Linked DNA regions of Homo sapiens: all the other regions are linked to region 6. The links are chromatin loops, found by intact Hi-C in ENCODE. Cell type or tissue: Calu3. All regions are shown on one strand.

Region 1 (5,000 bases), 260 kb before region 6:
ACCACATTCAGTCAGCCATTAACTTGTTCACTAAGCATTACTAATAAGTTTCACAAAGCATTAGTAAGCAGCTAACATTGCCAGGCATAGTAGTAGATTTGGGGTCACCAAAGTGGATAACATAGTCATCCCTGACTCCAGGGAACTCACAGTATCAGGAAAGTCAGACAGGCAAAAATAACAAATACTCAATGGTAATTGAACGTAGACCTAAGCAACATGTGAGATGGGAACTCAGAGGAAGGACTACCAGATTCTGCCCAGTTTGATGTAGCAGGACTTATTTTGCCTACAGTTCACTAGAGCAATTTAAACAAAATCAATGGTATTTGGTCTTAGGTTTTTATTTTGTTTTTGTTGTTGTTGTTGTTCTGTTTGTTTGTTTTGTTGTGTTGTGTTTTTACATACCCAGAAGTCTGGAGACAAGAGGTTAAAGGGGTGGGTGAGAGTTTCATTGATTTTAGGGCCAATTCTCCTGCAATTCTTTTGGCCTTTCTTCTTGGTCACAAGATGGCTGCTGCATCACCAACCATCGTGTCTATGTTCAAGGCAAGAAAAGGAGAAAAGGCAAAAGGGCTGGATCAGCTCGTGTGTTCTTCTTTTAAAAAAAAAAAAATCAAGAGAACTTTTGCTTTTCCAGAAGCCTCCCCTGCAGACATTTATTTAGGGGTCACAGCCCAGATCTAGTTTACATGGCCACTTTTAGCTGCAAGGGAAGTTGGAAAAGTGAATATTTGGTTTTCAGCCCCTCTAGTAGAGAGGCAGTAAGGGAGAAGGAGGTTTGATGTGACATTTAGATAGCCAGACCACACATGGGCAGGAAAGTTTCAAAGCAGAGGTGATGCTTAAGCCAAATCTTGATTTCTAATTCATAGCCTGTATTAGTTCGGGTTCATGCTGCTGATAAAGACATACCTGAAACTGGGAACAAAAAAAGGTATAATTGGACTTACAGTTCCACATAGCTGGGGAGGCCTCAGAATCATGGCAGGAGGTGAAAGGCACTCCTTACATGGCGGCAGAAAGAGAAAATGAGCAAGAAGCAAAAGTGGAAACCCCTGATAAACCCATCAGATTTCATGAGACTTGTTCACTATCATGAGAATAGCACAGGAAAGACCGGCCCCCATGATTTAATTACCTCCCCCTGGATCCCTCCTACAACACGTGGGAATTCTGGGAGATACAATTCAAGTTGAGATTGGGTGGGGACACAACCAAACCATATCGTAACCCATAAATGAGTGCCATGATCAGTGTGCTAGTTCTCATTCAGAAATGCTTTGACAGTGAATTCTATGTATAGAATTTTCATATTATCATTACCACATACCTGTTCAACAATAGGAAGGCAGAACTATTTGGACAAAGATGGAAACACACGTAACGTTATTCCATTGTCCTCTCCTGTACCTCCTGCTCTATCCCCTGCTCCCCCTCTGCTCCCCAGCAGCCTGCATTCCCTTCTTTGCCTGTACTGCTTCAGGCCTTGGCTTAGACATTGTGTCCTTCTAGGAGCCCTCCCTAGCCTAGGCTCAGTGCCCCTCCTGCTTGGTTTTCTGTCTTTGTCATCCCCACGGCTGCCCCGAGCTTTATGGAAGCACCACTATGTCTCTATTGTTATTTGCTGTGGTTCTAGCCCCAGAACTTCTGCTTGGTTCCTGGAAGATGTACAATAAAAACTTGTTGAATGAACAAAAATCACAAATCCTCCATAGATATACAGTAGCATCCCCATATTTTTAGGCAAGTGCCTTTCTTCCTAGCCAAAAAGCAAGCAAGAAAGCAAACAAACAAAAACCACCCTAGAAGTGAAGCCGAGAAGGAACTGGCTTAATTCAGATAGGGCTCAATATCAACCAAGGTGCTACTTTCTATTGACATCTGTACATAATCCCAAAATTGGAACCCAAATTAGAAAGAATAAGAAAGACAAACCAACAATCAGGAGATGGTGCTCAAAGGACCTAAACTGGCTTTCTGGTAACAAGAGCCAGCTCCCTGCTACAGACACGCCTCAGAACACAGGCTGGCCCTTGGCATGTGCTCACAGGGAGGGAGGGAGACGAACACTTGCTGAGGGCCCAACACACACCAGGCCCTCCACAGGCCATCCCATTTTTCTCACAACCCTCTAAGGTAGAATGGGTATGCTGTTTGTAGGAACATGCAACAAGGCTATAATATGATGTGTTAACTAATAAGCCCCAGTGGCTAAACACAATAGAAGATCATTTCTCACCCATGCAAAGTGTGCTGTGGGCCCTGCCCTGCACAGCTTTCCTCCAGGCAGTGACTCTGGGACCTAAGCTCCCTGGTGTGACTCCGCCAACTTCGAGTCCTTCATTTCCATTCTTAATGATCTCTCACCTGCAATTCCCTTGAGAGCAAGAACATGCTATTCCAACTAGTCGCTTACTTCTTCCTCAATTCGTAGGTATCTAATGGTTTCTTTGCCTTTTGTCTGATGAGGTCTCTTCCTCCTCCAGATGGCCCAACTGGATAGATGCCAAGACAATGCCACTGGCTTTCTCCCTAACATGACTCATGTCTGGTCCATGGCAGACATCTACATACCCTTTGTTCTGAAAAATTTGGGAAATGCAGGCCATCCAGCATAGCCACCACTCCCTTATTTTGCCATCAAACAAAGTAGCCATTTCTTGACCTTTGTATTTTCTGGGATGGAGTCAGACCCGTCTACTCTGTTTTCCAGATGCAGAGGATGCATAACAAACTGCCAAGTTGGTCTCGTGGAAGGCCCTCCCTCTTTAGATGAAGGGTTCCCCCATCCCTGACCCTTGACGGAGGTGGGACTCACAGTACAATAACAGCAACAGCAATCTCTGAAAAATTCCCTTCTCTCCTAATTTCTAACTCTCATTTATGTGATCATAGATGCAGGAATTAGGAGTAGCAACACCATTTCCCCATCTTCCATTTTCAGAGTACTGCATGTTTCAGAATCACACCCCACTTTGCGATTTCGTCTCTATACATGTGAGCTTCCACTTTGATATATTAATATACAGATTTGGAGCCCTTTGCAAAGCATGTGTGAGGGACAAGAGGGTAAAAGAATTTAATATATTGACAAAAGACATGTATATAATGAATCACAGAGAAAGAAATATATATTATTTAAAAAATTTTTTAGAGCTGTCAAGGGGCTAACACCTCCATGAGGGCAAATGACAGAAACAATGGAATTTAGCAGCTAAGAAATCTGGAATGGTGACAGAGTGTATCAGAGGGTAGAATACTGGAGAACAATAGCAAGGTTCAAGCTGTGGTCTTAAGCATGAAAGAGAAGAAGGTCTTTCGAGTTGCAATAGTCTGAATAATGGCTCCCCAAGAGATAGCCACATCCTAATCCCCAGAACCTGTGAATGTGTTATGTTACAAGGCAAGGGGAAATGTGATTAAGGACTTTGAGAAGGGACAATTAGCCTGGATTACCCGATAGGCCCTAAATGTAATCGCAAGGGTCCTCTTAAGAGGGAGGTAAGAAGCCTTTTATGTTTAATGCAATAGGTCAAGATCATGTTTATGAGTCAACCTGACTGGGCTATGGAGTACCCAGTTAACCCATTTGGTTAAACATTATTCTGGGTGTGTCTGTGAGGCTGTTTCTAGATGAGATTAACATAAGAATCTGTAGACTGAGTAAAGCAGATTGCCCTCCCCAATGCGAGCTGGCCTCACCCAATCCATTGAAGGCCTGAATAGATCAAAAGTCTCAGTAATGGAGAATTCACTCTGCCTGTCTTCAAGCTGGGACATCGACTTTCTCCTGCTTTCAGGCTAATACTCTGGCTGAAAATTATACCATCAGCTCTCCTGGTTCTCAGGCCTTTGTACTCAGACTGAAACTATACTGTCGGCTGTCCTGGGTCTCCAGCTTGCCAAACACAGACCATGCGGCTTCTCAGCCTTCATAAGCATGTGAGCCTATTCCTTATATTAAATCCCTTTATACATAGATGTCTTTCCTATTGCTTCTGTTTCTCTGGAGAATCCAGACGAATACAAAGGTCAAGAGGAATGTGATGTCAAAGCAAGAGGTTGGAGTGTTGTGAGGAAGGGCTGACAAACCCAGGAATGCAGGGGGCCTCCAGAAGCTAGAGAATGTCAGGGAAGAGACTCCCTGCTGGAGCTGCCAGAGGAACCAATCCTGACGACATCTTGACTTTAGCCCTTAAGACTTACTTTGGACTTTGGCTTCCAGAACTGTAAAAGAATAAATTTTTGTTGCTTTAAGCCACTAGTTTAAGCTACTAGTGGTAATTTGCTTCATCAGTTGTGAGAAACTATACATGAGTCAAGGTCTAAGAATTGTGAGCCTAGATCGCTGGGTGAGATCCACAGTAAGTTCAAATCACCTGTGACGGCTGTGGAATTTGCACTGGAGAGGAAGCTGGAAGGCGGATGCCAGTTTCTAACCCATGGGGGAGAAGTGACCAGGGGGTGAATGGGTGACAGCAAAGAGGAGAGCAATGTTTCTAGATAGCGTGAGGCTCAGGGGAGCAGAATTTTATTTTAAAGAATAGGGGAGGGGTATCAGTTTTCCAAGGGAAAGGGTTATCAAAAGGAGGAGTGGATGACCCAGGTGAAAAGAGAACAAGATGTTGGGTCAGTGGTGAGGAAGCATGAGGCAGTGTGGGGATAAGAATCTAGGGGAGGATATTTGATTGAAAGGTGGATCAGTCAAGGTCCAATCTGGAGACAAACCCCACAAAACTTGAACAGAAAAAGTTTAATATAAAGAGTTATTCATTACAACAGGAGATGACCTACACATGGGGTAAAAATAGCACTAAAGAATACCCTGGGCCGGGCGCAGTGGTATATACATATATGGTGGTGTATATATATATGTATACACACACACACACACACACACATGCTCTTGGCAGCCATACCATAGGAGCAATAAGCAGATAGAAAACACCAGAACCAGAAAGAGAAGGTCCTTTTCCTTTCATGTCCTTCCAAAAACT
Region 2 (5,000 bases), 190 kb after region 6:
GGTTGCCCACCAGATTTGAGCTCCTAAAGGGGCCGTGTGTGGTTAATTTGTGTATCATGCCCAAGCATCTAGTACTTTTGGGAAGCACTCAGGAGATGGTCGTTGAAAATTGAAATGAGGGTTTTAGCAATACGTGCTATGGGATTCAGAGTAGAGAACAATCACTGTGATAACTGTAGTGCACTACATATGCTGGGTTTATCCTCTCACCACAGATCCATAATCTGCCTTTCCTCTGCCCTCCTCTGTATCTTACAAGGATGATTTCCAAGGTCTGCATGCCCTGTCCTCCCTTATTCTGTGGCTTCTTATTGGGAATGGCCAAAGAGAAGCACTGCTCCTGGTAATGGGAAGAGGGAAAGAGGAATTGGTTTCCTACCACCCTCTATGGCCACAGGTACTGCCAGGTTGTCTCTTTTCCACAGCTGTAGCTGCCCAGTCTCTGGTGACACCGTGCCTTTCCCTTGTCTCTTCAGGCCTGCAGTGGTAATAGATTTTAGCTGTCATTAATCCCTGGGTACTTTACTAGCCTTTGATGGGTCTCTCAATCCTGTCCACCCCTCTGAAAAGAGTCCCTCTATTAAACTCTTCAGTGAAACCCATTAAGTGTGTCATCTATTTCTAGCCAGCACCCTGACTGATACATTGTATTCATATTCCAAAAAGGAGGGAATAGTTCTGTACTTGTCCCCAAGTAGTCTTACTGCCTGACCTTACCAATTAGGGCAAGTTCACACAGTCTGAAAGAATGTACAAAACAGCCTTTTACTTCTAGCACTGGAGATACAGGAAACTCCTGTTTCTTCTAGTAGTTTCTACTCCCCCAGATTCTCTCACTGAGGCCAGGTCTCAGTCTCTCCTTCTCCCATCCCCTTCGCAGAGAAGCCTCCTCCCCTGTAATCTCCCTCTCTCTCTCTCTCTCCCCCTCCCTCCTCTCTCTCTCTCTTTAATCTCTCTTTCTCTTGACTCCAGGGACCCACTACTCCTGGTGCTGACTGTCAGTCTTTGGACCTGGTCTGGTTTTTCCAGATGGGGTTGGGGTTTCCAACACTGGAAGCTCAAGGTAGAAGGATAAAAAAGAGGCCTTCTTGGTGGTCTGCCCTCAGATTGTGGTGTCTATAAAATAATCAGATGGTTTTAACAGGTAAGATTAAACATCCTGTAGGTATTTCCTGCATTTGCTGGAAGGTGTGCGAGACAGCTGGGTGTCTTTGATTAGGTTGACTCTAGGAAGAGAAAGGGAAAAAGTGGAGAGCGGACCCCCATCTTACCACCTTAGGAACTATTTCTTTGAGGCTGGGTGCGGTGGCTCATGCCTATAATCCCAGCACTTTGGGAGGCTGAGGCGGGCAGATCACAAGGTCAGGAGTTCGAGATCAGCCTTGCCAATGTGGTGAAACCCTGCCTCTACTAAAAATACAAAAATTGACTGGACGTGGTGGCATGCACCTGTAATCCCAGCTATTTGGGAGGCTGAGGCAGGAGAATCGCTTGAACCGGGAAGCAGAGGTTGCAGTGAGCCAGATCGCACCATTGCACTCCAGCCTGGGCATGGCAGTGAGACTCTATCTCAGAAAAGAAAACAAAAAGCCAAAGGAAAAACAAAGAAACTGACTCGGGCTGAGCTTTGAAAAAGAGATAAAATTAGGCTGGGTGTGGTGGCTCACATCTGTAATTCCAGCACTTTGGGAGGCTGGGATGGGTGGATCACTTGAGTTCAGGAGTTTGAGACCAGCCTGGGCAACATGGTGAAATTCCATTTCTACAAAAAACACAAAAATTAGCCAGGCATGAAAATTAGCATGGCACAGTCCTGTTGTCCCAGCTACTCAAGAGGCTGAGGTGGAAAGATGGCTTGAGCCTGGGAAGCAGAGGTTACAGTCAGCTGAGATCATGTAACTGCACTCCAGCCTGGGTGACAGAGTGAGACATGAGACCCTGTCTCAAAATATAATAATAATTGAAAAACAGATAAGATTAAACATGTAAGAGGACAGAGGGCATTTCACAAAGAGGGAGCAAAGAAGGTGGGCAAATATAGCATTTGGGAAGAAATTGGTACACCACTTTGTCCAGTTGATGTAAACAAGTAGGGGGAGATGGGTTTGGAGATCTAAGTAAAGAACCAATTTGGGGGCCTTAAGTGCTAGGATAAGAGATTTAAGAAGTCTTTAAAGGTTCTTAGCAGGGCGGTTTTTCATAATTCACATATAAAATGAGTTGTAAGGGTAGATAAAATGACAAGTTAAAAAATAAACACAGTTATTCAGATGTGAGATTGTGAAGGGCTATGTCCTAGTAGTGGTCCTTGAAAACTTTATAGAAGAAACTACACTTTGCTTATGGGCTAAATGTGGTAGAAAAGGAAAAGTAGAAGATAAGAATGACCTCAAAGTTTTAAAATTGAAAGATTGAGAGAATAACATGCTTAGGTAAGAATAGAAAAACTTAGAGACAGCTATTAATAGTTTTGGATGAAAGATTTCAGTTTGAGGTGTACTGCCTTTAGATCACTACAGTGCCTCCTAGTGGAGTTGGAAATGGAGGCCTGAAACACAGTAAGGATTGGAGACAATTGCAAAGGTGATTATTTGAAGTTATGAGTGAGTGACACCTCTGAGAAAGACTTCACATTAAATCTGTGGGTCAAGAACTAAGCTTCGTCATTTGCAACGGCATGGATTTACCTGGAGGACATTATATTAAGTGAAATACGCCAGGCACAAAAAGAAATACCACATGATCACATTCATATGTGGATTCTAAAAATTTGGAATACCGAAAAGCAAGAGTGTAGACTGATGATTGCCAGAGCTGGGAAGGGAAATGGGGAGATGTTGGTCAGAGGACACAAACTTTCAACTGCAAGGTAAAAAAGTTTGGGGAATCTACTGTAGAGCACAATGACTATAATTAACAAAACTGAATTGCATAATTGAATATTGCTAAGAAAGTAGATTTTCAGCGTTCTTACCACAAGAGAATGATGTGTATGAGGTAATGCATGTATTAATTAGCCCAATTTAGCCATTCCACAATGTATACATATTTCAAAACATCATACTGTACACCATAAATATATACAATTTTAATTTGTCAATTAAAGAAATAATTTTTTCATTGGAAGAACATACAAGATTTTTAAAAAATGAATTTAAAAAATAAGATGTAAAAAACAAAACCAAAAAACTACCACCTTTCAGGAGATGGAGAAGAAAACAGATTTGTGAAGGGAGTCAGTACAGAAACAATTTGAAAAATGGGCAAAGAAAAAGGTAGAGAAATGAGACAGTAGAGAAATGAGACAGCATAAGAAAACCAAGGAGTGATTTTTCAGAAAGGGTAAGCTTCACATTTGAATTTTAACACAGCCATCGCAGCCTTTACAAAACCATCCTTCAAGATTTAAAAAATAAAATCAGAGAATAAAGCAATGGGACAAACTGTGTGAAAAAGTTGTGTTAAATTGGGACAATTTGAACATGAAAATAAATAAGACTGGGTGTGGTGGCTCACACCTGCAATCCCAGCACTTTGGGAGGCCAAGGCGGGAGGATCACTTGAGCCCAGAAGTTCAAGACCAGCCTGGACGACACAGTGAGACCCCCATCTCTACAAAAAATTATTTAAAAAATTAGCCAGACATGGTGGCACATGCCTGTAGTCCCAGCTACTTGGGTGGCTGAGATGGGCCCTTGAGTCTAGGAGGTTGAGGCTGCAGTGAGCCGTGATTATACCACCGCACTCCAGCCTGGATGACAGAGTGAGACCCCACTCACACACGCACACACAAAAAAAAGATAGCAAAAGGTGATCACATACTGAATAAAATAGGAATCCACTACAGTTGTGTTCAAACTGGTCAAAAAAATTTAAAAATACTACCTAAAAATGTCAATCTACATTATTAAACATTGATGTAATCCTGAAGACACTGGAAGGTATATCAGTTATACGACCTTGGTTACAATGAACAGAAAACTCAATTGAAATTGGCTTAAACAATATAACTGGATGATTGTTGGCTCATTCTCTGAAAAGACCACAAGTTAGGCAGGTTTTAGGGTTGATCGAATCTAAAGGAAAACACCCACAATTCTTTTATTTCTACCTTCCTCCACCAGCCAGCCACATCCTCAGCCTGATTTCTCTAAAGCTACATGCTTCCGTGTTTATAGCTGGGCTACATCCTTCCCTAAGAGAGGGCGCCTCTTCCAAACCTACCATGATTTGTATCTTAGGGAACCAGCCACTGGGGCTAGGGGAAGGCTATAAGCTGACTGGCTTAGGCGCTCATTACTGAACCGACTACTACGGCCCTACCCCGTACATTGAAATCACCCTGAAGGGCACTAAAGCAATCAGGAACTGCCTCTGGATGTGGGGTGAATGGCCAGTCTCACTCAACTTTGAGACTGGTTAGGTAGGATCTGCAGATAGATACTGAATGTATACATTAGGTTGTGATTGGCCAAGTCAAAATATCAGTGGCTTAGCTGGGCATGGTGGCCTGCACCTGTGGTTCCAGCTACTCCAGAGGATTAGGTGAGATCTCTTGGGAGGTGGAGGCTGCAAAGCACTAAGATTGTGCCTGTGAATAGTCACTGCTCTCCAGCCTGGGTGACAAAGCGACATGCCATCTCTTAAAAACATCCAGTGGCTTTTGAGTTTTCTGAAGTCTGGAATTTTGCAGTCCGGATAGATATGGTAGCCCTGCCCCATAAAGTTATTTGGACCCAGGAGCCTCCTTCTAGCTCACCACCCTGATGACATTCCTTGGGTAGAGCCTAATTCTCATTATGCAAGGCAGGATTTCTGCTCCAGGAAGCAGGATGGAGGAAGTGACAAAAAAGGAGTACAGGGGGCACATTTGAAGGAAGGTTCCCAGGAGCTGTCAGCATCACTACCCTTTATCACATGGCCATACCCACCTGACAAGTAGGCTAGGAAATGAACTTTTCTCTTTTTTTCTTTTTTTTCTTTTTTTGAGACAGAGTCTC
Region 3 (5,000 bases), 1.1 Mb before region 6:
AATCTTAGTGATATATGCCCTGGAGAGAATTAAAATAGAGTTATGTGGAAGACAGTGGTTGAGTAGATACTTTAGATTGAGCCATCTAGGATGTCCTCCCTATGAAGATGATATTTACCCTTAGATATGAATGCCAAGGTAGCTAGCCAAGACGAAGATCAGGAGTAGGAACATTTTAGGCAGAAGAAACAGCTAGAGCAAGAAGTTTAAGACAGAAATGAGAGGTGTTCAAGGAACAGAAAGATGGTCAGAGCTGCTGAAGCTTGGTAGATGGGAGAATGGCATAAGATGAGTTTGGAAAGGACAGATGATGGCCAGATCATACACGGCCTTGGAAAACCAAAGAGAATAATCTTTGAAGATATCAAGCAGGGGAATTACACTATTTGATTCACATTCTTTAAAAACTCTGGTTACTATGTGGAGAACAAATCCTTTGTGGAGAACAGAGGAGGCTGCTATAGTAATCCTCCAGGAGAAATGATGGCGGCTCGGCCCAGCATGACATTGATGGGAATGAAGATGGTTGACACATTTAGATATGTTTTAAAGGTAGTATCAGTGGGATTTGTTCATGGCTTGGTATAGGTAGTGAGGGAAAGAGAGGACTTGAGAATGACACCTTGATTTTTAATTGACTAACAGAATGGAAGAAAATGATATATACCAAGATGAGAAATATTGCTTGAGGGTTGTGTTTGGGAAGCAAATCAGGTCATGGCCTTCATAATTAGGATACAAAATACAGAACAACTTTTTTTTTTTTTTTTGAGATGGAGTCTCGCTCTGTCACCAGGCTGGAGAGCAGTGGCTCAATCTCAGCTCACTGCAACCTCCCCTCCCTAGCTGAAGTGATTCCCCTGCCTCAGCCTCTCGAGTAGCTGGGACTACAGGCGCCCACCACCACGCCCAGCTAATTTGTGTGTGTGTGTGTGTGTGTGTGTGTGTGTGTGTGTGTTTTAGTAGAGACGGGCTTTCACCATGTTGGCCAGGATGGTCTCAATCTCTTGACTCATGATCTGCCTGCCTCGGCCTCCCAAAGTGCTGGGATTACGGGCATGAGCCACCGAGCCCGGCCAGAACAACTTTTTAAAGAATGTGTTAAACAAAGATGATGAGCCAATAAATATAAATATTCACATTTCAAGGGGTCCAAGAGAGCTATAGAGTTTATCAAAGGAAATCAGGAAGAAGAGTTCTCAGATTGCAGTATAAGGCACCCTGAACAACCAGGAAAGAGAATTTAGCACTATGGAGATAAGAGCCAGTGGCTTTGAAACCTTCTAGAGCTGTTTATCTCCCAGTTTCTTCTCTGTATTTTGGGAAATGACATTATATACCACATGAGAAGGTTGCAAGAGTCACAGGACATTAGAAGTGAAAAATCTTGGAGGAAAAATGAGCCCAACTCCCCTTAAACCCTTCTTTTCCAAATAAAGTGGTGGAGCTCAGACCCCAGGGAGTAGAAGGGATACCAGCATTCATGGCCCTCCTGCAATATACCAGACACAATATGAAGAACATCACATGCCTTACCCCATCATGTCTTTGAACAATCTTGCAAAGTGTGCATAAATTTCCATTTCTAGCCAAGAAAACACAGGCTCTGGGAAGCCCAAGGCCCTACAAATGGCTACTGGAAGAGATGGGATGAGAACTCTCATGTTCCAGTGCTCTACAATCCATGTAATGCCATGCTAAAGAAGATTTTTGAAAATGTGAGGAGGGAAATGAAACTAATTTGGGTAAATCTTTTTAGAGTTTAATATTCTATCCTTTCACCTATACATGTTGGGGCAAGCCAGATTGCAATTCTTCTATGAAGCAGCCAAGCAAACTCTCCCAGCTAAACTTGGGGATGATGACGATGATGATCATGATGATGATGATGATGTAGCTGCCATTCACTAAGTGTTTTCTATGTTCTAGTGTTCCAGATACATTCATTTGCTTAAAGACAACAAACCTGCAATCTACCATCTCTATTTTCTAGATGAAACTAAGACATAGGTTAAATTATTTGCCCAAGGTCATATCACTACTCTGCCCAGTGAAAAACCTTGATGTGGACTCAGGCATATCTTCTTTCTCTGCCCATGTAGCCCTTTTAACAGCTTCTCTTCTCTGGAGTCGTAGTGCCATGGCCCACACAGGCATGTCCTCATTTGCAGCCCTGGGGATACAAAGAGTGGGACCATAGCTGGGGTGACCTTTGGGCCACAATTAAGTATCACACATAGTATGAAATCCTATCTAACACTGTACTCTGAACAATAGGACAAGTGAGAAGAGGAAAGAAAAGCAAATGTGAGCCAGCCATGTGATCCCATGGCTACCCTAAGGGCCTATTAATATGATTCAGAGATGCCTGAGTAACTGACTCTTGTTGCAGTTCCCTAGTTTAGGAGTGAAATGAGACAGTGTTTGCCTTGAGAGACCAAGAACTGAGTGAACGCCTGAGTATGTCATACCATGCTGTGCTCTGTAATCATGTTGTTTATTGCATGACCCCAAGATTATCAGATGCATCAGTCCCAGATGAATATATAGCACTGGCATATAGCCAGACTAATTAATATGTAGAACTCTCTAATCTCATAAAATTGAAGGAGGACAGTCTTTCTGCGATGCTCAGTTACAAGGGTATTTTTAGCCCACTCTCCTTTGTGAGGATTGGAGAATTTGAAAACTTGTGTCTCTGCTTGCCCTAGCTAACTCTATTACTTATCCTGACTGCAATATTGTTTAGCTTAATCACTTGAAGTCTGAGTCATTGGTCTCTCCATCAACCCAAATTTGCTGTTGACATTTGTCCATACAGTCACCTTGCAGATTAGGGATGGCAGGGAGAAGGTGGAGATTTAACGACTTTATTCCAGACCTATCATAGATGAAGGGACCAAGACGGTGTTGCAGTGTTGGGTTGATCAGCTGAGTGCCTGTGGTGTGAGATAGCTAAGGGCTTCAGATATGTAACAAGAAGAACCATGGCCTTGGGTCTGGTCCACTAATTTAAAATAGAGAATTTTTTTTCCCCACAAATGAGTGTGAAACTGGCCATGCCTTGGCTATTGTTTATTGCTCTGGTGAAAATAACTGAGCCAATAGAGGGAGCTAAAGTTGTATAAATGGGATTTCTGAATACAGAGTGTTATTGCAAAGAAATTCCCAAATACTTGAAAGGCGTATTTCAGGGAATTCGTGGATGCAGTGGAAAAGAGGCAAAAGATCAATAAAAACACTGCTAACAAGAGAGCTGTTGGTAACTGGTGATCACTCCAATATCTAAACGTGTAATTAGAGTGGATATCATGAATGAAAGGAAAACTTCTTGGCATGACTATTATCTAGGTGACTAGGATACAAAAATATGCTCTTTTCTCTCTTTGAATTGGCCATGTTAAAAGAGAATCTCTAGATTTATCAAATCTTTGTATTTATCAAGGCTGAGAGGTGTGATAAATTCAAAATAGTGCAAGCTCTCAGGAAACAACAGGAAGTAGAACTTTTAATTAAAGAAACAGTGAATGTGTGGGTATTAATAAATACTAATGTTTTTCACATTAGCTCAGTTTGGCCAAGAAAATGTTAGATGGCACCTATTAATTTACCTTGGACTGAGTTCCACAATTGTGTAAAAAAAGTTCAGCAACCTGGGAAAGAATGGGATTTAGTGATTGAACTTGATATTGCCTTGATAATGCCTCCTTTCCCACACCTAAGAAAGAGAACCGGCAGGAACCATTTACTTTTACATGCAACATAATACACTTTTATTATGTTATCTTAGGACTATATTAATTACTCTGTTTATGATAATAATTAAGAAGTAATCTGACCATGATAACTGCTATGGATTGAATGTTGGTGTCCCTCCAAAATCCATATGTTAGAACTTAACCCCCAAGGTGATAATAGTAATAGGTGTGGCCTTTGGGAGGTGATTAGGTCCTGGGGACTCCACCATCATAGATAGGATTAGAACCCTTATAAAAGGACTTAAGAGAGTGAGTTTACCCCTTTCAGCCCTTCTACCATGTGAACAAGATGGCAACAAGGTGCCATCTTGGAAACAGAGTTTGGGTCCTTACCAGACACTAAATCTGTTAGCCCCTTGATCTTGTACTTTCCAGACCACAGATTGTGAGCAATAAATTTCTATTGCTTATAAATTATTCAGCATAAGGTATTTTGTTATAACAGCCCTAATGGATGAAGACAGCAACCATCATCTGTTTTTTCATAATAACTTTTTATTTTGAAATAGTTTAAGATTAACCATGTTTTTGAAATTGGTGATAAATGAGAAGAACATTGTTACCTGTAGGAGGGGACAGAAAACATGACCTCATCTTGTTGGCTGGTAAATATACCTAAATATAAGGGCTAGTACAAGTCTTAAGCATGTCTTAGCATATGCTGGGCTAAAGATTCACAGGATAGTTCATTGATACAAAAACAATTGGCTGAGAACATTTCTAATTTCACCATGAAATGGAAGCAAATGGGCTGACAGAATTATTTGGATGTTTTAGTCCATTTGTACTGCTATAACAAAATATCACAGACTGGGTAATTTATAATGGATAGAAATTTATGTCTCACAGTTTTGGAGGCTGGGAAGTCCAAGATTCGGTGCCAGTATTTGATGTATGGTGAGAGGCTTGCTGCTGAGTCCTCACATGGTGGAAGGGCAAAAAGGGCCTAAGTCAGTTTCCTCCAGGTTTTTGGAAAGGCACTAATCCATTCATGAGGGAGAAGCCCTCATGACTTCATCAATGCTGTGGTGTCAATGTGTCACCCAAAATTCATGTGGTGGAAACTTAATCCCCAATGCAACAGTGTTCGGTGGTGGGGCCTTTTGGAAGGTGTTTAGCTTATGAGGGCTTACTCTCATGAATGGATTAATACCACCATGAAAAGGTCTTGCAGGAGAAGTGTGCTCCCTTTTTGACCTTCCATCTTCTGCCATGTAAGTATGCCACAAGAAGGATCCATCA
Region 4 (5,000 bases), 980 kb before region 6:
GGAGATTTGGGTGGAGCTTGGATCCACCTTTTACCAGACGTGTGACCCTGGGCACCAGGCTGCTCGTCTGTATGATGGGAGTAATAAATACCCACCCAGGTGGTGCTCGCAGGGGAAAATGAAGACATGTTTATAAAACTCCAAGCTCGGGGTAGGCACACGGTAGGCACTCAGTCATAGCAGTCTCTTTTTCCACCTCGGGAAGAGATGCTTTTATCTAAAGGTGTCATTTTCTCAGGAGAAGGGAGCCTAGGTTTTAACCAGTTAGAGCAATAGTGAGAGAAACAAAGGAACTGGATTTTGTCAATATTTTCTCCCCATGGCTCCAAAACCCTCTATGAGACACATCGAGTTCTTGATTACAGATTTCAGCTGCCAATATGCAGGGGTGTAGCATATCCAGTTGTTAAATATTGAAATGCTTCCTTACTGGCTGCTAAGTTGCCTCTGCATCCACTCCCTGTACAACCACCCCAGCCACCTTGGAACCCCTCACCTTCCCTTGATCCAGCAACCAAAGGGTTAATACCTGCTCCTTAGGGTAGTGGGGAGAAGACTGTGCTTCAGGGCCTTTTTAGGAGCTCTGGCTCATGGATCATTCCAATGCACTGACACCCAGGCCCTACTGGTTTCTAAGTACTTGAATTATCACCTCTGTTTCTAGCCAGCTCTCTTCATTTACCTTTTCTTTAGCTACCATCTCGTTTGTGGGAGAGCAGCAAACTTGAAATCACGCTCCCCTTGGGAGGCCCCTGGACTAGAGCCGCCTGTCCTAGGAAGTGTCTTGTCTACTTAATTTCCCTCCTTTGCTCCAGCTGCCATGAGGCCACTTTTCCTTGTAAAGTTTGTAACATGAACCAAAAGGATACAACTGAAGTCCCAGCCTACAGGGTAGCTTTGTTTATTTTGAAGATTTCAGAACCACGAAAGAAGGGATTTTAACAGTGTGGTTTCCTGTGGGTGGGCCTGATCTAAACACTGATCTTTTCCCAAGGGCACAGACTTGGAAGGAGCTCACAGAGCTGCTCCTGGACCCGGCCCATGCACACACAAAACTGAGCAAGTTTGGCCCCTGTTTCTCTCCAGTGGTGCCCCAGCCTGTGAACCACTCCTTCTCTAGGGTGTTGAGTTATTGTAAAAAGGTCCATGAATCCATATGCACCCCAAGCACTTTCTTTATTCATCTCACTGGTATTTACAGGGTACTGCAGCGTCCCCGTCCTTGCTGATTTTCAAATGTAATTCAATACCGTGTGATTAAAATAAAACTTAATCCAAATCTTATTGAACTCAGGTGCTTTTTATCACATATTTTAAAAATCAACAGATACTAAAAGTACAACTACTATCATGTGGGAATGGTATAAAATTTGACATTAACAAGAGGTCCTCTCCTAGAAAAGTTGGACAGCGTTGTGGCTCATTATGGAGGTGAGAAGAAGGTACATAATTTAATGACTAGTATAAGGGTAAAGAGACATCAGAACATCAATCCACCACTCTTCTGCCTGGGAGGTCATTATTCCAGTCAGTGGGGTGTTCCTGGTTCTGCATAACTGCAAAGTAAAGAGGAATATTAGGGTAATTCTGGAATCTGAAACCTCAGGGAAGTGTGCTTACATCTAAATAGGACTTTTACAAGCAAGATCAGTCATGGCTGATGGTATGTCACCCCCTCTGGAAGCACAGAGATCTGAAGAGGGCTGGAGGCCAGTGCAATTAGATTTGCATCTTCTCTTGCCTCCCTCCTCAGCCCTCTGCCCTCCTGTTCTTCCTCCTCTGGCTGGTCTTCAGAAAAGTGTTGGCAGGTAGCTTCCAGCTGGGATAGCTGCCAGGTTTCTAGATGGAGGAGCTATGCTGCAGCTGTGTTGGCAGGGAAAGAAATGGAGGAGCCAGGGTAAATGAATTAAGTCCTGATTCTCCATGGTTAAGCTATAGGACATTTCTAACACAAGGGGGCAGCTGCTGGCTGCATCACATCAGCTGATAGAAGTATAGTGTTGCAAACAGAACGAAATATAACAGTGACCAAAATAAAGAGAATCACCATGCTACAGCAATGTAGGGAGGGGTAACCTCCTTTTAAACAAAACCCCAATGCAATTTTTTTTTTAATCCACTATTTTTTATTATTTGCTGAGGATGTTGTAATACACCTTCAATCAAGCTGCACTATTTTGAGTAGCCATCTTATAATCGTTCTCATCTAACCCCAAATTGGCAGTATTCTAGGGAGTAGCCAGTTTCTAAGGGCAATATGTCAGGTCTCTATAGAATGAAATAAATGGAGAATTGGCAAAGTGAAGGTGACAAGGGGAATGTAGTCATCTGTGTCTCAGATCCAAAACACATTACTCTTTCCTCAAGAAATGGGATAAGTCATGGCTAAGCAACATAGTGGTGGAGGCATGCAAGGGCCAGCTCTCCAACAGAGCCTCCTCCAAATGTTTAAGACTCCTCAAGAGTTCACTTCTGATTTATCGAACTGATGAAAATATTAAGAATCTTTAAAATTGCTTTTGCTTCAGTACCATTGCAGTAGGCAGAATAGTGCCCTCCTCCCCAAAACGTCTATGTCCTGCTCCCTGGCACTTGTGCACAGGTTACTGCACATGGCAAAAGACTTTGCAGATGTGATTTTTTTTTTTTTTTTTGAGACGGAGTCTCACTCTTGTCACCCAGGCTGCAGTGCAATGGCGTGATCTCAGCTCACGGTAACCACTGCCTCCCGGGTTCAAGCGATTCTCCTGCCTCAGCCTCCTGAGTAGCTGGGATTACAGGTGCCTGCCACCACACCTGGCTAACTTTTTGTATTTTTAGTAGAGACGGGGTTTCACCATGTTGGCCAGGCTCCAGGCTAGTCTCTAACTCCTGACCTCAGGTGATCCACCCGCCTCGGTCTCCCAAAGTGCTGGGATTATAGGTGTGAGCCACCATGCTCGGCTGTGATCTTGACATGGGGAGATTATCCTGGATTGTCTGGGGGTGGGCACGATGTAATCACAATGGTGTTTATAAGTGAAAGAGGATGACAGGTCAATCATTGTCAGTGATATGATATGAGAGAGACTCGACTGGCCATTGCTGGCTGGGAAGACAGAGGAAGGCGCCACAAGCCAAGGAATGCAGAAAGCTTCTAGAAGATGTAAAAGGCAAGAAAACAGGTTATCTCCTAGAGCCTCCAGAAGGAACACAGCCCTATTGATGCCTTGACAACAGCCCAGTGAGACCCATTTTGGGCTTTTGACCACTGGAACTGTAAGATAATACATGTGTGTGGTCTTAGGCCATGAAACTGGTGGTAATGTTACAGCAGCAATAGGAAACTAATCCAATCACAATCACATCATGTCAGATTTGTAGCTGAAAAGTACTGAATTCCAGTTAGGATTAAAAACCGTCTATTCCATTTAGAAAAATTTCTCTAACAATATTTATTAAACAAATATCTACAAAATATTTCAACTTTCATAGAACTGAATTTTCTCAGTTCCTTTTCTCAAAGGGGAGGTGAGTGTCAAACTCTAATTATATTCTATAGTTGGGTAAATATGGAGCAAGGGATTTTTGTAAAACCTAAGGCACATAAAAATATGTAACAGACAGAAATGGATATTTAGGTCTCGCATGGGTCACTCCAGTGAGAACTCAACTGCTGTGCCTCACCAGTTTTGGAAATAAATGCACGTCTAGATAAAACTCTATTTTTCCCATATCCAGTTTCTGAGATACATTAGAAATTCAGCCTTCAGAAGTAGTTAGTACATTACTTAAACTAATATCCCCAAGAACTTAAATTCAGTATTATACTGGCAGAAACTGGAGACATGAAACTTAATTCTTATGGCTTTCACAAGAGGAAAAGAAAGACAGCTTTTACTTGAATTGTTCACGTTAAGCTATTATTTTCCAAGGTGCATTTCAATGGCATTTTTTTGGACCAGGTGTGCATTTCATGTAAAGTGATCTCTGACTTTAAAAGGTTCTGGAGTGGGAAATATATATAAGAATCATTGGCCTCACAGCATAGCATAATAACCCAGCCTGGTGTCTAACTGCACAATACAATCCTAGGTAAGATTGCTGGGAGCATATTTTCAAGCTCTATCCCTACTGGAAGTTATTTGTATGTCAATTGTGGATCAGCTGCAAGTAACCCAAGGCCCTCAGTAGTGCACTGTTAAGGAAATGAAAACAGGCTGGAATTGGTAGGGATCAGGACCAGACAGAAGATCCAGCTATAGCATTGCTTCTGAGGAAGATGACCAGTCCCCCAAAAGTAATGGGTTGGGAATATGGGAAGTGTGGGTTCACTCCAGTATGGCACTATTATTTTTCAGGTAGATTCAAGTAGTAAGTATTCAAGTCTAACTGATGGTATCTCTGAATGAAGGAAGTACCCCTTAGCACCTGGGTAGTAGCTGCACCTTCCAAGAAGGAATGTAATCCACATCCATTGTGTGGATTGAAGCAGAACAGCTTAAAGCTAGGATAGGAGGAAATGGGGGTAAAAACGTATGTAGCTCTACAGGGAGAAAGAGTTAAGCAGACTGTCATGGTGTTGAACTAGGGGGCAGCTCCAGGCCAAGGAGGAAAGAGGAGTTGATGAGGCAGGGCAAAATCTCTCTGCTATATGGATTACACACTAAGAGAGTTACTCAAGAGACCAGCAGTTCCTTAAGCAGCAACCAAGCTTCAGACAGCTTAATTCTATATCTCATGCATGATGGGTAAGGAATCCTGGATAAACTTCTCAGACAGCTTAATTCTATGTCTCATGCATGATAGGTAAGGAACCCTGGATAAACTTCTCAGCTTTGTTCTGATCAGCTTGGGGACTGGCTGTGGCTGGTCCTTCCAGTTGAAAATCATCAGTCCTTGCAGACAGGCAGAGCCAAGGGCAGCGTGGGAGTGGCATTTCCAACAGTGTTGGCTTCATCCAAGTGGATCATGATATTTTTCAGTAAGAAGCTGTGAGAATTTGAATTTTGCATTCCTTC
Region 5 (5,000 bases), 1.0 Mb before region 6:
CATGCAATATAGCTTCTAAATATAACATCATCCACATAGCTGTTCAACTGCTTTGTTTAGTTTTCTCAGTCATACATGGCAGAGCAAACTACAAAACATCATTTTCCTTGACATGCCCATCCAGAACCAATTGTTTAAAACTGGATGTTTAAATTTGGGCATTTAGAATTATTAAATCACCAGGAGCTGAACTGTAGTGAATTGTAAAGAAAGGTAAGAACGTGGCTAATCAAAGTCCTCTTCAATTCAATAGGTATTTGCTGACAACCTAATATATACCAGGCATGTGTGTGGAATGAAAGGGTTTCTCTTTCAGCTGCAGCATTTCCCCATTATGCTGAAAGGGCTAATTTCAAACTGATGATGAACCTCTGTTTCTTCAAACAGATGATGAACCTCTTTGTTTCATGGTTTTTGTTTTCATGAGTTATCCAACAATTTCACTTTCCTGAAACCAGATTCTGCTACAGACGCCCCTCAAGGACTCCAAGGTATATCTGTTCTTTTAAACAGGTCTATGTATTGCTCAAATACCTATCAGACTTCTCATGGGACAATCCAAATTTTTCATCTCTCTGGCTTCCTTTGTTTAAAGAAGTTAACATTGCCACGATTCTTGGTTGTTATATTCTATTATCTAGCTTACAATATACAAAGACTCCCTGGCATTACAGCTATTTCAAAGAGGTCATATTTTCAATTTTGTAAATTTTCCAAATGAATATCATTTGAAATATTTAGTTTAAAACGATGCTAGCTTTCTGAGAACCTGTCATAATTTTCCCAGTATAGCCTTAACACAAAATATGTTAGAGCAAAATAAAATCTCTTTAAATCTTTCATTTCAGAAAATGACCTTCAATGCAGTCCATAAGCATTTATTGAGTACTGTGGGAGATCCTAAGATTGAAATACAATTTTTTTGCAACTAGGGCCTTATAATTTTAATGGAGAACCAAAATATAAAGATATGTATGTATGTGTGTATATGTGTGTGTATATATATATATACACACATATATGTATATATATACATATATATACATATATATGTATATATATACATATATACATATATATGTATATATATACACATATATGTGTATATATATACATATATATGTATGTGTATATATATACATATATATATATGTGTGTGTATATATATATATATATATATTTTTTTTTTTTTTTTTTTCTTTTTTGAGACAGAGTCTTACTTTGTTGCCCAGGCTGGAGTGCAGCAGTGTGATCTCGGCTCACTGCAACCTCCATCTCCACCTCCTGGGCTCAGGTAATCCTTCCACCTCATCCTCTCAAGTAGCTGGGATTACAGAGATGCGCCACCACGTCTGGCTAATTTTTGTATTTTTTTGTAGACAACTATTAGCGTGCTTTTGCCATGTTAGCCAAGCTGGTCCTGAACTCCTGGCCTCAAGTGATCTGCCCGCTTTGGCCTTCCAAAGTGCTGGGATTACAGGCATTAGCCACCATTCCCGGCCTGTATTTATATATTTTAAGGGATTAAGATAGCAATGAAAAGTAATTTTCATGGGCCTTCCAGGGAAGGGGAGGGTGAGAGGAAAGAAGAGAGGAGAGAGAGAGACAAAGTTTGGGGTAGGTGTCCACAAGCAAGTAGGAACTTAGAGTCTTCCTGAAGTCATCTACTTTGCAGGGGAAGGGTCTTAATAATGATAATGTTAATAATAATAACTAATGTCTATTTGGTGTCTGTACACTGCACGTCCTGATATTAAATTGTTGTTCACTTACTGTTCGCTTAGAATATTCACATAAAAAAATATTTATTAAGCTTTACCATGGTGCTGGGATACAGAAGAAAGAGTGGATAGAAGATAGCTATGCAAATAAAGAAAGAAACATATAATAGAAGTAGGCACCGAGTGTGGCCATGTATTTCCTCTTAAGTGGCAACACGTTCTTGCATTTTTACACAAAGCTAGAACTCATTGATACTCAGAGGCTGTAATGAGAATTTCTACGGAATGTAGCTTTTATCTCTGCAGTATTAACTTTGGTCAAAAGATGGCAGCAAAGTTCAGCTAGCTCTTCGGAAACCACTTCTCAAAAGTGAGGGGAGAAGGGAGTAACTATTCACATCTTTTACAGGTTAATGGGCAAGTTGGGGAAAGGTTGTCTTGCCGCCTACACATGAAATTGTTTTCGAATTGTATATCACAATATTTATTAAACATTAAAATATCACAAGTTCAATGTAAGCCAGGTTATAATATTCAAATTATATTTATTCATTCACTTGTTAATTTACAAATGTAAATATTCATTAATTTCCCAAATGTTTTAGTACCTGCTAGGCATTAGCACTACACTGAGAGCTGATGATACTTGTCGACCAGAATATACACAGTTCCAGCTCTCATTGAACATAGGGCCTAGAGTGGGAATGATATTAAAAAGATAAATAAAGAAATGAACTTGTAATTAATTATTCATAGAATGTAATTACCTGTGGTAATTATATTGTATTTTTTCAGTTTCCTAGTACTTGAGAGTAACAGAAAATACTCAAGCATTTATTTTTCAATTGCTTGACTAATTATTCAGTTGCCTAGGACAGTACCTGGCACAAAGTAGGTGCTTAGTAAAGAGCTGTTAAGTGAGTGAAGGAGTGTAATTACAAATCTGAGATACACATGTCCAGAACATGACTGGAGACAAGTTTCTAATGAAGGAACATGACCTGGGTCTGGGAAAGTGATGTAGGTCTGAAGGATGAGTAGGAGGTAACTAGATGGCTGTGTATGTGTGTGGATTGGAGGTGGGGAGTCTCTGGGCATACAGTAGACCATGAGTAAAGGCCCTGTGACGATGGTGGTTGTGGGGTAGGGAGGGGGTGGAGAGGAGGCATGGGAACATGTCTTGCTACAGGGAACTAAAAGACCAGTGCGGCCTCAGCACAGGGAGTCAGGGGGTTGAACAGTGATGCACAACATAGACTTTGGTGTAAAGAATGAGTAGGAGAGGGACGAGAGTGGATTTGGGTAGAACAGGTGGGAAGCTGTTGCAGTCCAGGTGAGAGATGGTGGTAGCTTAGACTAGGGGGTGGGCTAATGGAGTGGGAAGTTGTCAAAGTCACCCGATGGGAGCACATGATTATATACAGACTATAGAGTGTGAGGGAGAGAGGAGCTCCAAGGATTACTGACTTGTGCAATGGGGTGTGGTAGAAAGGAAATTCTGGAGGAAAACCAATTTGGGGGAGGAGGGAAGATCCTAAGTTCTATCTGAAACATTCTGAGAATTTGAGACATCCTAGTAGAAATATTAAGTCCATAATTACATTGAAGGGACAGAGCACAGAGAGGTCTGGAGTGGAAATTGATTTGGGAGCCATTGGCATGTAGATGACATTTGAAAAGAAAAGGCCTGGTTGAATCCACATATGAAGAGAGTATAGGGAAAGAAATGGGGACTAAGACTAGCCTTGGGGAACTCACACTAGGTGCCTGGTGGAGAAGGATGGCGGCAAACAAAACAGAAGTAGCCAGAGAAGAAAAGAGGAGAGCCAGGAAAGAGTGTGTGAGTGCAATGGACAGAACTCTGGACACAGGAAGACCTTTCTCATGTTCTGAGAAAGGTTGGCATCTCCATCCTCCACCACAGTCCTTCCATCCAGCCTGTTCATTCACCCATTTAACTGTGGCCCTTGCTAGCTCCAACACAAATGTCCTTGGCTCTTGGTAGAGCCAGTCCCAGGAAGATAATGTATTTTGAGCCACCAAAACTATAGATCATGGCAAATAGAGAGCAAAGAATAATGACATGGACATTGGTGGAAGAATTTATTTACAGTTCCAAAGAAAAAGACCACTGGACTAAGAGTTAGGAAGCCAGAGATCCAATCTGAGCTCCCCCACTGGCCTGCTGTGCCAGTTTAGGGATTTCTCTGGCTATGCTTTATTTCAGTGTTATCATCATTAAATTTCAGGGCAGGAGACTGTGGTGGGTGGGTGGGCAAAGAGAAGGAAGAAAGTAAGAGAAAATAATACACACTCTGCATAATAATAAGCTCCTTATAAAGATCTTATGAGATCAGGTGTCTAAAAGTGCCTTGGAAAACATATAACATCAAATACTTTCCTATATGATAAAAGAATTTTAAAAATACTCTCATAAAAATGGAACCATGCAATTGATAAATCTGGAGAGTTTCCAGGCATTTATTCCTAAAAAGCTGTGTGAATGCCTTTTATCTCTTTCTATCCTGCTGCTAGCACCATATCCTTTTCTAACTAAAAATGAAAAAAACGAAATAAAGAAAAAAACTTCTAAAATCTGTTATTGATGCAAGGAAAAGGATACATATAGATTTTTAACAATATAGATTCAGGACCACCCAAGCTAATGGATTCCAGGCCAGACAGCAAAAACAAAAGGATTACCACTAAACCCTCCAAACTGTTTTAAAAGCTGGGGAGGATAAGTGATGGGAACATGGCGGGCTAGAGGTACCAGGCACCAGACCCTCCACCAAGAAGGACCAAAACAGCAAGAAGATAACCATACCTCGAACAGAACTTCAAGAGAGAACCCCAGAATTGAGCAAGAGAGTGACAGAGCACTTCTGAGGCTTGTAAGGAGAGGGGAGCGAAGCATCCTGAAGCCAAGAGAAATTCCCAATGGCAGGCGAAAGATAAGTGAGAGATCCAAAGTGGTCCACATTCCCACAGTGAACTCTGCAATCCTGGCTATGGGAAAGCCCTTAGGCCCCTGTGGGCCCTGAGACTAGTATGGGAGCTGCTTGGAGGCCACATAACGGCATTGTTCTGCGGGGGGATTTTGTGCTGGGTCCCAATCCCCCTCCCCTACCCAAGCAGTTGCAGCACAATAATATTTTGAGAGCGCAGCCCTCACCAGACTCCATCCTGTCCTGGCTGCTCACAGCCCCTGCATCTCCATATTCCCAGCGCCACACTGGGATCTCTCATGTCCACCTGAGAGCTACAGTACTGCAACTG
Region 6 (5,000 bases):
ATAAGAGGCGGGCTTGGTTTCCCAAGTCATTAAGTTGAAGGTTAGAAGCTTCGAAAAGTGAAATAATTTGACCAAGGTTGCCAAACAGAGCTCGAACTTCATCTAGCACGAATCCAGAACCGTTCACTCAGTTACCAGATTACATGGCCCTTCCCAGGTTGTTCTGGTTTTTGATTGATTGATTGATTGATTGATTGATTTTTCTCTGAGATGGAGTCTCGCCCAGGCTGGAGTGCAGTGGCGCGATCTCAGCTCACTGCAACCTCCGCCTCCTGGGTTCAAGCGATTCTCGTGCCTCAGCCTCCCGTGTAGCTGGGATTTCAGGCACACGCACCACACCTGGCTAATTTTTTTTTTTTTTTTTTTTTGAGACAGAGTCTCGCTCTGTCACCCAGGCTGGAGTGCAGTGGCGCGATCTCGGCTCACTGCAAGCTCTGCCTCCCAGGTTCACGCCATTCTCCTACCTCAGCCTCCCGAGTAGCTGGGACTACAGGAGCCCGCCACTACGCCCGGCTAATTTTTTTGTATTTTTAGTAGAGACAGTGTTTCACCGTGTTAGCCAGGATGGTCTCGATCTCCTGACCTCGTGATCCACCCGCCTTGGCCTCCCAAAGTGCTGGGATTACAGGCGTGAGCCACCATGCCCGGCTAATTTTTGTATTTTTTAGTAGAGACGGGGGGGGGTTTGCTTTTCTCCCCAGGCTGGTGTTGAACTCTTGACCTCAAGTCATCCCACCCACCTTGGCCTCCCGAAGTGCTGGGATTTCAGGCGTGAGCCACCACTCCTGGCCCCCCGCCTGGTTCTAAAGGACATGCACAGAGAGTGCATTGTGCTAGCTGTAGTGACTTCAGGTTCCCACGGGTTTCTGCTTTGACAGGGGAAACAGAGAGCCCCTGTCCCCTGCAGCATGGATGCCAGTACTAGGCCTCCCTCTAGAAGTCAAGTCTCTGGTGGAGCTGGTGGTTGCAGGGTTTGCCAAATGTCAACTAGAAACACCTGTGGCTTTTTTTTTTTTTTTTAAAGTTAATTACTCTTAAGACTTAAAAATCCTTAGCATTGGGCAGGGTGAGGTGGCTCACGCCTGTAATCCCAGCACTTTGGGAGGCCGAGGCACGTGGCTCATTTGAGGTCAGGAGTTCAAGACCAGCCTGGCCAACATGGCGAAACTTCGCCTCTGCTAAAAAATACAAAAATTAGCTGGGCGTGGTGGCAGGAGCCTGTAGTCCCAGCTACTCGGGAGGCTGAGGCAGGAGAATTGCTTGCATCCAGGAGGAAGAGGTTGCAGTGAGCCGAGATGGTGCCACTGCACTCCAGCCTGGGCGACAGAGTGAGACTCCGTCTCAAAAAAAAAAAAAGGCAAGAGAGCAACTTACTTTTTTTTTTTTTTTTTTGGTGGGAGAATTTTTTTATAAAGACAATGATCAGCACTGAGGTAGAAATGGTGACTTTCCCTAGCATTTAACACAGCAAAGAAGAGCCCAGACAGGAAAGGTTCTGAGAAAGGTAAGTGGATACAGTTTAACAAAAATGACTAAAGATTCTGAAGCCAAGGATGCAGTGAACGTGCTACACAGACATGTTCTGAGGAGAGTCACTACAGGCAGACCCTGCAGGGAGCCGGTCAAGTTTCCATTACCATAAAACATCCTCCTTCAAATCCTCGCCATTGCCTTACATTCTTGTGTACGTGTAGCTTTGTTCCCTGATAAAATGCCATGATGGGGAAGGGGAAGGGGAAGGGAGACACTGACTGTTGCAGCTTTGGTGCTTTAGCGTAAATTGCGGGAGGAGACCCTTTACATCTGGGACAGGTGAGACCAAGGAAACCCTGCAGTGGAATTGGGGCCCATTGTCCCCATCTCACTTTTCTTAGGCCACTCTGTGGGTTGAGGGTGGGGAAAGATGGGAGCGTATCATGTATTCATAATGAAATAGAGGTCAAAAATCTTATTTCAAGAGAATAGCTTGATTTTGTTTTTAATTCTAAGTGCTTTCTTTAAACAATTAGTCACCCCTGCCACCTGCTGGACTTGTAGTAACAGAACACTCCAATAGGCTCCAGTCAGACGTACATTAGCGGAGGTAGCATTGTCACTGAGAAGATGCAACACGGTGCATTCCTGACCCTTCAGTGGTCAGAAAAGAAATAAGATCTTTTTGAGTTTCTCCTGCAAGCAGTGCTCAAAATCTGGAGTCCAGGCCCGTAACTTGAGTGAAGCAGGTGGTAATGCATTTATCAAGCTAATCGATTTTTTCCCATAATAAAGTCCATGAATTTTACATTAGTTGCTTTCCTCAGGTGCACACATCATTCTCTCCGTTGCTGGATAATGGTAGTTGAGCAGCCTTCCCTGGACTGAAAATAAATTGATTTACACTATTCTTACCATTTAAGTTTCAATAACTTTTTTCCTAGTGTAAATTCTTCTAACTAGAACATTACAAGAATTCTTATTACGCCTTTGCCTAGAAGGAATAACCATGGGTCTTTAGTGAGTCTTGATTAGCATTCAACTATATCTTAAACTTCCTTCATTTATTCTATTTACATTTAAAACTCAAAATTATTTCAAAGTAAAGTCAACTAAAGTTTATAATTAACTTAAATAATACAGTATATCTGTTCTCTTCAAAGTATACAACAATTTAGAGCATGGTTGCTCAATTGCCTCTATTGCAAAATTGGACTTAGAGAGTGGCAACTTACTAGAGATCTAACCAAAGTAGCTAAGATAGTTTATGAAGAATGCTTTTTCTGCATTTTAAAATATTCTTTTCTGTTTCCATTAAGTGTGCTGTAACTGTAATAGAATCATTTTTTAGATGGAGTCTCGCTCTGATACCCAGGCTGGAGTGCAGTAGCATGATCTCGACTCACTGCAACCTCTGCCTCCCAGGTTCAAGAGATTCTCATGCCTCAGCCTCCCCAGTAGCTGGGATTACAGGCAGGCACTACCATGCTCTGCTAATTTTTGCATTTTTAGTAGAGACGTGGTTTCACCACATTGGCCAGGCTAGTCTCAAAACTCCTAGCCTCCAGCCATCCGCCTGCCTCAGCCTTCCAAAGTGCTGGGATTACAGGCGTGAGCTACCACATCTGGCCTGTAGTAGAATCTTAATGGCATTTTCTAGAAAAAAGCAGTGCATGAATACAAGCAATCTTGAACTGCCTCTTACACTGAATACATTGCCTGCCTGCCTGCCATAGTGACATCCCTTTTGTGTAACATGCTGTTCTGTCTGTTGTGTTTTTGTCTGTCTGTTTTGGGAACTGCCTAGGATGGCCTTGCCCCACCCAGGTCTCCCCTGTTCAGCCCAGTTGTACCTTATGATATGTACATACTGAATGCATCCAATCCGGATACTGCATTTAATTCGAACCCTGAAGTCAAAGAAACATCTGGTGATTTCTCATCTGTGGATCTTAGCTTCCTACCAGATGAAGTTACCCAGGAAAATAAAGACCAGCCTGTCATTAGCAAACACGAAACTGAAGAAAATTCTGAAAGCCAAAGTCCACAAAGTAGGTTGCCATCACCCAGCGAACAGGACGTTGGGCTGGGCTTAAACAGCAGCAGTTTGTCAAATTCCCATTCACAGCTGCACCCTGGTGATACTGACTCAGTCCAGCCCTCTCCTGAGAAACCAAACTCCGACTCCTTGTCTCTGGCATCCATAACTCCCATGACACCAATGACCCCTATTTCAGAATGTTGTGGAATTGTACCTCAACTACAGTAAGTTTTTATTTTTGTTTTAATTGAGCACATTGGGTACACATTTTATATTCCTGAATGCGATGACAACTAATTTCAGGATAATAGTAGGGAAGAGAATTTCAGATTTCATAATTCTTTGTTTTATCAGTTCTAAATGGATTGTGGCTTTAGACAGTTTGATTATCTGTAAGGCAAAGCACTAATTCTTGACCTCTAAGGTGGGCGGAGGGGACTTAAAGATTAATAGATGCATTCTTGAAGGATTGTATTGTTTATACTACAGCACTGTAGTTGCTGAAAATTGTGGGTAGGGTTGGATAAACACCAAGGATATAAAGATGTAAAATTGAGTTTGATTTGCAAATTGATTCAGAATTGTAATTTCTATTTTGAGGCATTGTTTTGAAAAAAGATCTAAAACTTAATTTTAGCAGCTAGTCATGAAATTTTAGGAAAGGCTCTTTAGCACTTCACTTTGGGATTTTACACTTAACTAGGAATCATGTCATGTATTTCACATTTGGAATAATTCTCCCCCTAGGAAATTGCTAAGGTATAACCTAAGAAATGAGAAAATAAGTTGTCTTTTTTTTTTTTTACTCTTTATATCTGATATAAGTTTCTAAACTGACTTATTTCTTCAGGAATATAGTTTCCACTGTAAACCTGGCCTGTAAGTTGGATCTGAAGAAAATAGCTTTGCATGCAAAAAATGCAGAATATAACCCAAAGGTAACATTTCTCAGTATTCCTTCCAATAATTAGCTTCTCTTTAGATTTACTTTTCTTAATATGATCATGATATTGACTAATTCCTCTGTTTTTTCTTAAAAAATTGTTACTGAAAAAGCTTTTGGCAACTCAGGGTTAATATCTGTTTTGAGTTATAAAAAATAATCTCATTCTTTATGCTGAATAAAGCAGTAATTGAGCAGTTCCTTAAAGATAAGCTCTCTCCCTTGTCATTCAAAAATATTTTTTAGTATGATTATAATTTTTCACTTAGGCTGGGCACGGTGGCTCACTCCTGTAATCCCAGCACTTTGGGAGGCTGAGGCAGGTGGATCACGAGGTCAGGAGTTTGAGACCAGCCTGACCAACATGGTGAAATCCCGTCTCTACTAAAAATACAAAAATTAGCTGGATGTTGTGGCGGGTGCCTGTAATCCCAGCTACTCAGGAGGTTGAGGCAGGAGAATCACTTGAACCCAGGAGGCAGAGGTTGCAGTGAGCCAAGATCATGCCATTACATTCCAGCCTGGGTAACAGCGAGACTCCGT

The links. A loop is a pair of places that touch in the nucleus more often than their neighbours do. Peaks named below come from ENCODE experiments on the same cell type or tissue, not always from the same donor. Only the 100,000 strongest peaks of a DNase experiment are listed, where the experiment ranks them.
Region 1: a loop joins it to region 6, with 7 times the contacts of the local background. A loop is called at or near these places in 9 of 110 quality-filtered maps.
Region 2: a loop joins it to region 6, with 2.5 times the contacts of the local background. A loop is called at or near these places in 28 of 110 quality-filtered maps.
Region 3: a loop joins it to region 6, with 12 times the contacts of the local background. A loop is called at or near these places in 75 of 110 quality-filtered maps.
Region 4: it touches region 6 in a loop (9-fold over the local background); 6 of 110 quality-filtered maps call a loop at or near these places.
Region 5: a loop joins it to region 6, with 7 times the contacts of the local background. A loop is called at or near these places in 75 of 110 quality-filtered maps.

Annotation. Positions count from the first base shown.
Region 1 is chr14:55,696,882-55,701,881 of GRCh38, reverse strand. No RefSeq gene overlaps it. Among named protein-coding and RNA genes, the nearest start is that of LINC00520, 97 kb to the left of the region's middle. RefSeq lists an enhancer at 1,609-2,209. In Calu3, no CTCF peak of the experiment used is centred here; DNase peaks (open chromatin) are centred at 41 and 2,521.
Region 2 is chr14:55,243,396-55,248,395 of GRCh38, reverse strand. No RefSeq gene overlaps it. Among named protein-coding and RNA genes, the nearest start is that of FBXO34, 26 kb to the left of the region's middle. In Calu3, a CTCF peak has its summit at 2,567 (motif pointing left); a DNase peak (open chromatin) is centred at 2,535.
Region 3 is chr14:56,485,375-56,490,374 of GRCh38, reverse strand. No RefSeq gene overlaps it. Among named protein-coding and RNA genes, the nearest start is that of TMEM260, 92 kb to the left of the region's middle. In Calu3, a CTCF peak has its summit at 3,080 (motif pointing right); no DNase peak of the experiment used is centred here.
Region 4 is chr14:56,419,744-56,424,743 of GRCh38, reverse strand. All of the region lies in intron 6 of LINC02284 (long intergenic non-protein coding RNA 2284), which reads right to left. Among named protein-coding and RNA genes, the nearest start is that of LINC02284, 110 kb to the right of the region's middle. In Calu3, a CTCF peak has its summit at 1,955 (motif pointing right); a DNase peak (open chromatin) is centred at 1,913.
Region 5 is chr14:56,471,666-56,476,665 of GRCh38, reverse strand. No RefSeq gene overlaps it. Among named protein-coding and RNA genes, the nearest start is that of TMEM260, 110 kb to the left of the region's middle. In Calu3, no CTCF peak of the experiment used is centred here; a DNase peak (open chromatin) is centred at 2,065.
Region 6 is chr14:55,435,299-55,440,298 of GRCh38, reverse strand. It overlaps TBPL2 (TATA-box binding protein like 2), which reads left to right. Exons shown (of 7, transcript NM_199047.3): 2 at 3,281-3,738; 3 at 4,365-4,452. It also overlaps a transcript of FBXO34 not described here. Among named protein-coding and RNA genes, the nearest start is that of TBPL2, 2.8 kb to the left of the region's middle. In Calu3, a CTCF peak has its summit at 2,043 (motif pointing left); a DNase peak (open chromatin) is centred at 2,028.